Linked DNA regions of Homo sapiens: regions 1, 2 and 3 are each linked to region 4. Evidence: chromatin contacts called from ENCODE Hi-C or POLR2A ChIA-PET data. All regions are on one chromosome and are shown on one strand. The core of a region is the stretch at or near the end of the contact, and the rest is flanking DNA. Distances in the headings are between cores, read along the strand shown. Region 1 holds the start of CIART (circadian associated repressor of transcription). Region 2 holds the start of THEM4 (thioesterase superfamily member 4). Region 3 holds the start of TARS2 (threonyl-tRNA synthetase 2, mitochondrial). Region 4 holds the start of ZNF687-AS1 (ZNF687 antisense RNA 1).

Evidence for each region. A loop is a pair of places that touch in the nucleus more often than their neighbours do. ChIA-PET counts read pairs that join two places held with the same protein, here RNA polymerase II (POLR2A). Pooled maps may share reads with other maps.
Region 1: a loop to region 4 is called in a pooled map, with 5 times the contacts of the local background. The contact joins the promoter of CIART here to the promoter of ZNF687-AS1 in region 4. A Hi-C loop is called at or near these places in 7 of 50 pooled maps. POLR2A ChIA-PET finds 5 or more read pairs at or near these places in 2 of 52 experiments (B cell and WTC11).
Region 2: a pooled map shows a loop between it and region 4 (15-fold over the local background). The contact joins the promoter of THEM4 here to the promoter of ZNF687-AS1 in region 4. A Hi-C loop is called at or near these places in 1 of 37 single-sample maps with no recorded cell type and 10 of 50 pooled maps. POLR2A ChIA-PET finds 5 or more read pairs at or near these places in 2 of 52 experiments (AG04449 and activated CD4-positive, alpha-beta T cell).
Region 3: a loop to region 4 is called in a pooled map, with 24 times the contacts of the local background. The contact joins the promoter of TARS2 here to the promoter of ZNF687-AS1 in region 4. A Hi-C loop is called at or near these places in 9 of 50 pooled maps.

What each region holds. Positions count from the first base shown.
Region 1 is chr1:150,281,287-150,283,986 of GRCh38, reverse strand. It overlaps CIART (circadian associated repressor of transcription), which reads right to left and starts at 1,433. Exons shown (of 5, transcript NM_144697.4): 1 at 354-1,433; 2 at 107-182. The coding sequence starts at 719. It overlaps LOC124904414, which reads left to right and starts at 1,805. Exons shown (of 2, transcript XM_047438213.1): 1 at 1,805-2,326. The coding sequence starts at 1,971. RefSeq lists enhancers at 751-1,692, 2,049-2,128, 1,167-2,367, 2,449-2,558.
Region 2 is chr1:151,908,256-151,910,955 of GRCh38, reverse strand. It overlaps THEM4 (thioesterase superfamily member 4), which reads left to right and starts at 1,445. Exons shown (of 6, transcript NM_053055.5): 1 at 1,445-1,596. The coding sequence starts at 1,498. RefSeq lists enhancers at 473-1,060, 1,049-1,168 and a silencer at 1,409-1,718.
Region 3 is chr1:150,486,147-150,488,846 of GRCh38, reverse strand. It overlaps TARS2 (threonyl-tRNA synthetase 2, mitochondrial), which reads right to left and starts at 1,428. Exons shown (of 18, transcript NM_025150.5): 1 at 1,331-1,428; 2 at 793-989. The coding sequence starts at 1,396. RefSeq lists enhancers at 1,334-1,603, 1,097-1,603.
Region 4 is chr1:151,280,492-151,283,191 of GRCh38, reverse strand. It overlaps ZNF687-AS1 (ZNF687 antisense RNA 1), which reads left to right and starts at 1,263. Exons shown (of 2, transcript NR_135595.1): 1 at 1,263-1,649. ZNF687 (zinc finger protein 687) reads right to left here and starts at 893. Exons shown (of 9, transcript NM_020832.3): 1 at 797-893. RefSeq lists silencers at 272-431, 712-991, 1,673-2,013 and enhancers at 160-1,045, 1,092-1,321, 1,352-1,551, 1,046-1,930.

The DNA of each region.
Region 1 (2,700 bases), core at 184-2,683, 1.0 Mb after region 4:
AGGAGTAATATAGGCCCCAAACAAGAACTTCAGAGAAATACACGTCAAAAGAGGGAAAGAGAAAGAGAAATGAACCTAGCCCAAATGAATGCAACAATAAGATTACCTCTCTCAAAACGACCCATCTTCAGCCCATTGAGTAGGTCTGTGAGAGGAGGTATAAATCCTTGGAGTTCTTTACACTGTAGGAAAATAGGACAAAGGCTGTAAGAAGACAAAAAACTGCCCACACCAGCAGTGGCTCTTCCTTCACCTCCAAATCTGGGAGTCAATACTGTCCTCACAGGGTCCTTATCAACCAGCTGGGTGCTAAGGCACTCCAGGAGAATCTCCTTTCACCTGCTTTCTCTTACCTTCTGGGCAAACAGCAGGTCTCCCTCTGTGGTACAACCTTGGGTGTTTAGACTGGTCTCCAGTTCACCATCTCTTGATCTTTTCGCCCCAGATCCTGCCATAGGAGAAGCCGAACCCCGCTGTTTCGGATGAGATGGTGTATGCTGGTTACCGGAAACCTTCGATCGATGCCTGCAGCGGATAGGACCCGGGCTGGGCCGTGAACCTCCCCTCTGCCCAACAGTGTCTGGCCTGGGCCCATGGGCCCCCTTGTCCTCCCTCTCACTATCAGAGGGGAAGCCAAAGTCACTGTTCACTGGGGAGGTGGGAAAAGACGAAGAGAGAGAGTAGGAGGAATAGGAAGAAACGCTAGATGGAGAATCCATAGGTCCAGAAGCAGGGGCTATAGAACAGCTCCTGGAGTACCCAAAGATCGGAACCTGCAACTGAAGAGCAAAGCGAGGGAGTTTGAAACCAGAGTTTAAGGATTAGGAAATGAACTGGGAGATTGGGGTGTACTGCGTGGGATAATACTTGTTCTCCCCCTCCCCAATATTACCGGTCTCAAACACAATAGAAAAAGACATTTCTACCCCCACCCCCGCCCATTAAGAGCTTGGGATTCCCTCTCTGGCCGCCGCAGAGCAGCTCTCGGTCTGACGCGGCCTCCGTTCTTTTCTTCCCTCAGTTCAGAGTAAATACCGACTTGAAAGACACCTTCCCCTCCGCCCGTTGTTCGCCAGGGCTATTCGCCAGCCTGAGTCCGCAGCAAGCCTCTCCACCTGAGGCCATGCCACCCACAAGCAGTCAATCTGGGCACGCGAACCCACCTGGTGATCCTACGGGAACCGCCCCCATAGAGACTGGCCTCCTGCCCTCTCCCAATCTTTCAAGATCAGGATCCCTGCGCCGGTCTCTCTGGGCTCGCACCTGCCACGTGATGCAAACCCTCCCAATACCAAGATCTGCATTCAGCCCCCAAATCCACTCCCAAATACTCCCTAACAGCTCGCTTTGTCCTCCGAATCTCCTTACCTGTTGTCAGCCGGCTCAGCCCTGGCTCGGTTTCCAGCTCCTTCGCCGTCTCTCCGGGTCTATCTACCCACCTCCGCCTCTCTCAGTGGGCCCCGCCCCTTCCCCCCCCTCCCAGACACGTGCGGCCCGGCACGTGCCTCCCCCTGCTTACACAGATCTCGCGCCCTCATTGGTTGTGTCGCCGGTAACACGTGACTCTAGTTACTGAAGTCCATAGCCCATTTGCTACAGTACAAAGGGGCTCAGCCAGTAGAGAGGCAGCCAGGTGATGATTGGCTGTAAGGGAAGCATTCCGTGCTCCTCCCCTACATGCGGCTGCTGGAGAGGACCCGGTGATGAGAAAAGGAGGAGGATGGAAAAAGAGTGGAAAAGAAGGGAGGGGAGGAAAAGGGCGGAGCCCGTGGCCTTAAATAGGATGGTGATGCGCCAGAGATGCGCGGTTTGAGTGTTCAGAGATTGGTTGTGCTACTGAAGGCGGCGGACGTGGGACCCCCGGTTCCGTCTCGGGAAGTAACTCATCTGCCCCCTCTTTGAACACCTCCGCTCACGAGCGCAGCACGTGGAAACCGTCAGTGATTTGTGTCTGCAACGTGTGTGAGAGAATGGAGGTGTGTGACACGGTATATTCTCCTGCTCTCGGCGGCCCAGCCCTCGTGACTCTCCGGTCTCTGTTTCACCTCCCCCACCCCTTTCTCCTCCAAGTTGGGTGCCTCCTGCCCTGCTGGGTGAGGAGGGTGGGGATTGCAACCGAGAACACCGCGTCCTTTCTGGCTCCCGCTGGGGCGGCTCCTCCATCCCTTTTCTTACATAACCTACCACGCACGTTACCAGCTCAGATGCCAGCCCGCCACGACGCTAGAGGTCAAAACGAAACTCAGTTTTTCCTGACTTTTTTATCCAGGCTTCTCGGGCCCGGCGTCCTAAATTATCTGATTCCAAGCACGGGGAACAGAATGGGGTAGGTCCCTGATCTCCTAGGTTATGGTTTTGTCCAGCTTCAGTCCCTTCATTTGTCCGCTGGAGAAGATTCGAAAGACTTTGAAGGAGGGGAGGGAGGCAAGTCCAGAGTTTAGAGAGTCTCAGAAGTAACTGGGACGTTACTATTGTCGTTGCGCCTTGCATTTTGAGAGTACAATGGAGAGGAGAGCAGGGCCCAAGGACTGTGAGCTGGTTGAAGATAGGACGTCGGAGAGACCGCAAGGGGGCAGCCCAATTCTAATTAGGGTCCCGAGGATAGCGAATTAAAAAAAAATTTAAGTGAGTTTGTCCCTGCCATAATTACCAACTGCAAAAGGCACATTGTTGGACAGAGGTGTGGGTAGGGGTGGGTAG
Region 2 (2,700 bases), core at 196-2,695, 630 kb before region 4:
AAGTAAGTATTCAAGCACTACGTGCACGTTGTTACAATTAATAAGGCAATCTGACCCCATCCCTGCCACCAGGAAACTGCAATACTATTAATATATTAAAAAGGAAGACAACTGAGATAAAGGGAATGTGGGAGGTTGGGGGGGGTGCTTAGGAGATATCAGAATACAACCTCTTAGAATTACAGAATCTCAACAACCATCCTTTATGCCTGATCTTCGGTTCAGTAGCTCTAGGATTCCAAGGGGCCCCTCCTAACTGCATTGCCTTCTCTCCCCAATTCCCTTTCTCTCAGAATGTTACACCTTCCCCCAGTTAATAGTGTAGGCTTAAAATGTATCTAGGTGTTCTTACCTACTGACAAACTGCTGGAGTTGTTCATGGGAAAGGAATCAAGGCAAAATATCTAATGCATTCAGGTCATTCGAGTTTTCTTTTTAATTTATTGCTTTTTTGAGATGGGGCATCAGTATGTTGCCCAGGCTGAAGTGCAATAGCAGTATCTCTGCGAGACTCTGTCTCAAAAAAAACCCATTAGAGTCTTCACCTTAGGATGGACTAGGGCTATGGCATACTGGTAAGCATTTAAAAATAAAGGGGTATGATGGCCCGGATTTGCATTATCTGAGTAATGGGAATACTCCAACCCAGTCCGATTTCAAGGTCCCAGTGAGGTTACTGAATTCGAAGCTCAGAAGGTATGCGCCTAGTATTCCCACCATACGAATACAAGCGAGGTAAGTAACCTCAAAAGCATCGATAACAGTAAAATAGTTACAATACCTGTTACGCCTTTAGTATCCATTACCTTCGTTTAATTTAACTGTCAGTTTACATAACAAAAGAGTCTTTTAAGGCGTAAGCGCGCTCCTGGGGAGGGTATGGGGCTGTTGGCAGGGAAAGCAGCTTTTCGATCGTATAAATGCTCTTTGTGCCCAGACTGCCCTCTATAAATCAGCACTATCAACCCTGTCCAGAGACTTGCCCATGACCTCCAAGAAAACACTTTATTCATACTACTCCTAGCGTGCGCTCCTACCCGCCCCAGGGACTTCAGTCTTCCGGGGGAGGGATAACTACTTGGGGACACGGAGCACTGCGTACGCCCTGGGTCATGTGGGAAGGATGACCGCAAAGCCTCCAGTCGGCGCGCGGGTTCCGGGGCTGAGGGGCTGAGGGGCCCAAGGCGATAACCGGGATCCGCTCCGGCCGCGCTCCTCTTGCCTTTGAGAAGCCCCGGAAGTGGCCCGGCTGTTGGCCGCAGCGGGAGGTCTTCGGAAAGAAAAGGCCGGAACCAGAAGATAGACTCAACAGCGATGCCCTACCCGGACCCCGCCGGCCTCACACCCCGGCCAGCCAGCCGCCAGTAGTGCGCACCGCCTCCTCCCCAAGCCCCGCCCTGCGTCCACCCCAGGGGTTAACTCGCACGCGCGCTCTTGTGGCGGAGGTAGAGTGCGCCGTCCAGGGCTAGAGCAAGCGCGGCCCCGCGGCCCGGAGCCATGCTGAGGAGCTGCGCCGCGCGCCTCCGCACGCTGGGGGCTCTGTGCCTGCCGCCAGTAGGCCGGCGCCTGCCGGGAAGCGAGCCGCGACCCGAGCTGGTGAGTCTGGGCACCCTCGGGCATGGGGCGGGAGCAGGACTCAGAAACACGCCTGCGGTAACAGAGCCTTCGATTGTTATCCATACCCCAACCAGCCAATCTCAGAATAAAAGCTCACCTGGGCACCACAGGGCAGCATAAGCAACAGGGGCCTAGGAATACAGTCCTGAGATTCAAACCGTTAGAAAAGGGATGGAAAGGTGACCCCGTTTTTTTGTTTTTTAAGAGACAGGGTCGGCAGGGCGCTACCTGAACTGCATAATTTAGTCTGTCTATTTATATTTTGACAACATCTGTATTTTACCAATAATATTTGAGGCTGTTTTTATTTTTCAAAGATTAAAGTGACGTGAACTAAAAGATACCACAGCTTTTATCTTCCCTTTAAAAAAATATTTGATCCAAACGCTTATCTTCCTTTAGGTCAATTAATTAGAGATCTTTTTATAGACATCACACACAACACATATATAACTACACAGACAGGCAGAAGAAAACCCAGTTGCCATAAGATCTTTCATCACAGGGAGAGGGATCTATCTGCTTTTAATTCCTGGGGTTCCATGAGGAAAACAGAGATCGCCCCTCTTATGCAGGCATTAAAAGTGGCAAGGCAAAATGGAGAAAAATAACTCAGTCGACCGCAAAGAAACACTTTTTCCAGCAAAATAAGGTCCAAGAAAAGGAAAACATAAAGGCCTTATAAATATAATTACAACTTAGATATCTACTTTTAATTAAGCTGAGCACTCCTTAAGAAAATTCTTTTAACACCCTTATTATCTAACTTTAGCTCCACCAAGCGGCCAATATTTCTGGCTTTCAAACTTTACTTAAAGGCTCAGAGAAAGGAAAATCCAAGGTGGTTGGTGGAGGGCAGGGGAATCGACAAATAGCGAAAGGGCATACAGATACCAAACCAGAAAGGACTCATTCCCTAAGCCAGGATGAATCTGGGCCATGCCGGGCTAAACGAAGCTATGCAATGGGGTTACAGGCCACGCCCCCAAGGACGTAAAACAAGATGGAGGCCTGCAGCGAAGTTTGCTGTGGAGCATACAGAAAGACATGCAAAACACACAGATTGGCTACAGCTTACGACTT
Region 3 (2,700 bases), core at 179-2,678, 790 kb after region 4:
AGAATAGAGTGATAGTTACCAGAGGCTGGAAAGGATGGGGGAGGGGAGATGAAGAGGTTGGCTAATGGGTACAAAAATAGAGTTAGACAGAAGGAATATGCTCTAATGTTCCATAGCAGAGTTGGGTGAATACAGTTAATAATAATTTATTGTATATTTCAAAATAGCTAGAAGATTTGAAATAGTCCCAACACAAAGAAATGATAAATGTTTGGGGTAACAGATATCCTGAACACCCTGATTTGATCATTACATATTGTATGCATATATCAAAATATCACATATACCCATTCATATGTTCAATTATTATGTATCAATTATTAAAAAGTAAATTAATGATTTAAAACAGACAGGGTTACAATCCACAGTGGGGAGAAAGTTGCTCATCTCTCAGCAACTGTAAACTTGCAAAGGTGAAATGAGTTACCAGAGCAACAGAAGCTTTCATTTCTTTCCCCAATGAAAGGACAGAGACTCTGATGCAGAAACTAATACAGATAAAACAAATCTCAGGCCGGGTTTGGTGGCTCATGCCTGTAATCCCAGCACTTCGGGAGGCTGAGATGGAAGGATCGCTTGAGCCCAGGAGTTCAAGACTAGCCTGGGCAACATGGAGAGACCCCGTCTGTATAAAAGAACAACAACAAAAAACAAAAACAAAATCTTCAGGAAAGGCTATCTTAATGGGGACGGAACAGAAACAAGCAGACCAAGTTTTCTTCCCCTGCTCAAGTGAAGAGAAAGTAAAGGGGCAGAAGGATAATCCTGGTAGTTACAGGATGGGCCTGTTACCTGATCTGCCGGGCTAGTTGGTAGGGGGTTGTGTTCCATGCCACAGCATCAATTTTCTGGCCTCCAGGAAGTGATATCTTAATAGTCCGGGGTTCCTTCTGTGCCATGCTTGCTAATCTCTTTACCTGAGCAGCCCACAGCTCCTCAAAAAGGCCAAGCCGCTCTGCCAACCAGCGTGGAGGGGTCGACACAACTGCCTGGAGGGAAAGATATATTAGCAGGTAACACACGTCCCATCATTCTTTCTTAGAATTGCAGATGATGGCACTTTGGGATGGTTAAGTGGACTTCGTCCGAATTCCTACTTTTTAAGGGGATTGGGTGATACAAGACCCTAGGCTGGGGGTCCTTCGAGCTCAGAGTCCCCCAGACCGCTAACTCGAGAATTAGATAACGAGTTTAGATACGAGTCCTTTTCTGGGGACTCGGAGGACCAGGGAGAGGAGGAGTGGCGTGAGGCTGGGTTAACATAAAAATTTGGGGGCTTCGGCTGGGCTAAGTCTGATGCGGATCGGAGCTTTGGGGGTGCCTCACGCACCGTGTGTAGCCTGCAAGCCTGTAAACCTTGGAGCCGGAGACACCGCCACCTCTGATACAGGGCCATGTTCCTTCACACCAGTGCCTACATCCTCAAACAGATTATCGCCGCTTCTCCTCCACGTAATTCTTCATTGGCTTCTGGTCCAACAAAGTCCGTGTCTATTGGTTACTACAGCTGCCACTCTAGTCTGGCACCACCTCCAGGAACTCCGAAGAGGTACACCCTACACAGCACCAGCAGCGGTGTGAGTGGTTCCGGCTGACCGGAAGACCGAAAATGTAACACACCCTCGCTATTCCCCCAGACCCGTGGCGTTTCAGCTGAAACCCAAAAATAGCAATTAGGCGTCCTGTGGCTTTGAGGACAAGGGCAGGTGAACTTTTGAGGGCGAGAGTGGGAGAAAACCAGACAGGAAATGGTAGTAATTTCCCTTTAACTATACATTTTATTTTACGTGGTCCTTACAGCAAGTAGCAAAACTTAAGAGCATAGACTGGGGAACCAGACAGACCTAGTGTAAATTCTGGATCTGCCATTAACTATGTAATTTTGGGAAAATTATTAAACTTCTCATATTTATTTAATAGAGACCGGGGGGGGCGGGAGGGGGGGGCGGGTCTCACTATGTTGGCCAGGGTAGTCTCGAACTCCTGGCCTCAAGCAATCCCTCCCCTCCCCCCCACCAAACCGCCACCGCGCTCCGGCCTCCCAGAGTTCTGGAATTACAGGCATGAGCCGCCTTGCCTGACCTATTTAATTTCTCTAAGCCTCAATTTTCTCAACTATAAAATGAGAATAGTGTTGCTCCCAATTGTTGAGTTAAATTTTATGTAAATCGTCTAGTGTGGCCCATGGTTTTTTGGTAATGGGCAAAAGCAACAAGAAGCTATTATGATAAATGACTGTAACAGTTTTATTTTTTAATTTTGAGACAAGGTCTCACCGTTGCCCAGGCTGGAGTGCAGGGGTACAATCATGGCTCACTGCAGTCTCGACCTCCTGGGCTCAACTGACCACCTCAGCCTCTGGAGTAACCACTTTAAAGCTGGAGCAAAGATGGCCGCGCGCAGTGGCTCACGCTGTAATCCCAGCACTTTGGGAGGCCGAGGCAGGTGGATCACCTGAGGTCAGGAGTTCTAGACCAGCCTGGCCAACATGGTGAAACCCCGTCTCTACTAAAAATACAAAAATTAGCTGGGCGTGGTGGTGGGCGCCTGTAATCCCAGCTACTTGGGAGGCCGAGGCGGGTGGATCACCTGAGGTCAGGAGTTCTAGACCAGCCTGGCCAACATGGTGAAACCCCGTCTCTACTAAAAATACAAAAATTAGCTGGGCATGGTGGTGGGCGCCTGTAATCCCAGCTACTT
Region 4 (2,700 bases), core at 14-2,513:
AGTCCTGGGTTTCGAGGAGGGGGCGGGGTGTACACATGAGAAACTACAAGGGAAACTGAGGCGCGCGGCCCTTCTCTCACTCGCACCGGCGTGCGAAGCGAAGGCCGGGCCTCAGCCAGGCCAGGCCCTTTGGGAGCTGCTGCGCAGCACCTGGGGACCCAGGACTACACAGGATAGGGTGGGGAGCTGGAAAGAGGGGAGGAGAGAGGGGACGGTCTCTGCGCGACTCTCAGCTCTCTAGCTGGGGTCCGTCCCAACTCGGACCTCGTCCCCTCCCCTCCGGGCGCAGCGGAGCCTCCTCCCGCCGCGCACTCCCGGAGGCTCGCTAGAGACTGGAGACTGATCGGGGGGTGCGCAGGGGGCCGGGGGCGCAAGCCTGAGTCTTGCCCGGGCCCGGACGCTGACCCGCACCCAGTCGGGGTGCAGGTTCTGCTCCGGCCTGGCCCAGGTCCCCCGCCCCCATCCCCGGGAACGGACACCATTTTAGGTCGCGACATCCCGCAGCCTTCAATCTCCGGGCCGCACTTCGGGTGCCTCTCGAGCCGGGGGCGCCAGGACCTGGGGTTCTCGACCCTCCTGGGGGTTTACCCGGCTACGGACTGTGCTTACAACAGGCCAGGAGTTTCGCCCATCCGCCCCAATGGATGGAGGCGGTGTCTGGGCCTTCCTAGAAGCCGCCCCAGGGGGCGGCGCGGAGAAGGGGGTAGTTGACCAAGTGGGGGAGGGGCGGGGGTATTTACCCGCCCCCCCCAAGGGGGCGGAGCCAAGGGCGGGTATTTACCCCAGGCACGCTTACTTGTTCCGCTCCTGGTGCGGGCCGAGACCCGGCGGTCTCTACCCCGCTCCAGCCGCTGCAGCCACCGCCGCCCTCCCCGCGGCCGCCGCTACTTCCTGCTTCTCTCCGGTTCGGCCTCCCCACTCCCTCTCCTCCCTCCGCGCTCCAGGTCTGGGCTGCCCGTTTTCGCACTCGCCATTGGCCCTTGCCCCCGTCGCTCAGCCCTGTGCCCCTTCCAGCCCCGCACTGGGTTGGCCCTAAATACTGCCGCTCGGAACTAGCCCCGCACAGTCCTCTTATGCTCATTGGGCAAGGGGCCGAGGCCCTCTGAAGATACCTCTCCCCATTGGCTGCGCCGGGGTCCGTCTGCCCCATCTACGAGTCTCGTAAACGATTGGCCTCCGCCACTGTCGCTTAGAAAGAAGCCAGCCTGCTTCCCAGCTTGCCTACTGGAAGGGGGAGCACCCAGGTGCGTCTCCGCCCCTCGCTCCCTACTGGCCGCTCGAAGCTTGAAGCTGCAGTTCACTTTCGCGAATGTAAGGAACCCAGCTTCTGTGTGGTGGGCACTGAGAGCAGAACCGCATTGAGTCGGAGTGGAGCACAGAAGTGTAGGTCCTTTTGCGCTGTTTCAAGCTAAACCCGTGTCACTGATGCCGTACAGAAGTTACAGAATGGGACGCCACCCCAAACATTACGTCATCCGCTGACCATTTCCTTGCGGTCTTCCCACCGTCTAAATCGCCATATAATCTGATGGATGGGGTCCTCGCGCGGTTCAGCTCCTGGGCGACAGCGTAACCCGTCGCTCCTCCCTCTGCGGGAGGGCGTGGACGGGGCACGGGATTTGGAGCATGGAAGGAATCGGGACCTAAAGGTTGGGAAGGGCTCGCGGACCGGAAGCGGGGGAGGTGACGTAGGAGTGCTGGCGTGGCCGGGCCATTTCCAAAGAGGCATTAAAGGAGCAACTGATAGGCGTCCTAAGTATGGGCTGGGGGGGGAACCGCCAGCTCCATTTCCCATTTAAGGGCTCCCCTTTTCCCCGCCCCCAGCATGGAGTGGGGGTGGGGTCAAGGTCGAGTTTTCCCGCGCTTTGTTGCCACGCCCCCTGGAGGCGGGGGAAAGGGAGGAGTCGCTCGGAAAATGAATCTCCTTGATGCTCTAATAGCACTCACTGGCAGAATTCGTATGCAAGCCCAGTGTGCCACCTCGCGCACGCAGCCGCTCGTTAACGGCGTGTTTTTATTTTTTAATTAATTTTTTTGAGGCAGAGCCTCACTCTGCTGCCCAGGCGGGAGCACAGTGGCGCGATCACGGCTGACTGCAGCCTCAACCTCCCAGGCTCCAGTGATCCTCCCGCCTCAGCCTCCTGAGTAGCTGGGACTACAAGTGAGCGCCAAATCGCCCTGCTAACTTTTTTATTTTTTGAAGAGACAGGGTTTTGCCATGTTGCCCAGGCTGGTCTCAAGCAATCCTACAGACGTGAGCCACTACTCCCTACCTTGGCGAAGTTTTTTATTTTTTATTTTTTGAAACGGGGCCTCATTCTGTCGTCCAGACTGGAGTGCAGTGGCGGGATCTCGGCTCACGGCAACCTCCGTCTCCCAGGCTCAAGCAATTCTCCTGCCTCAGCCTTCCGACCAGCTGGGATTACAGGTGTGCGACACTACCCGCCCGGCTAATTTTTGTTTTTTTCTTTTTTTTTTTTTTTTGAGACGGAGTCTCGCTGTGTCGCCCAGGCTGGAGTGCAGTGGCGCGATCTCGGCTCACTGCAAGCTCCGCCTCCCGGGTTCACGCCATTCTCCTGCCTCAGCCTCCCGAGTAGCTGGGACTGCAGGCGCTCTCCACAATGCCCGGCTAATTTTTTGTGTTTTTAGTAGAGACGGGGTTTCACCGTGTTAGCCAGGATAGTCTTGATCTCCTGACCT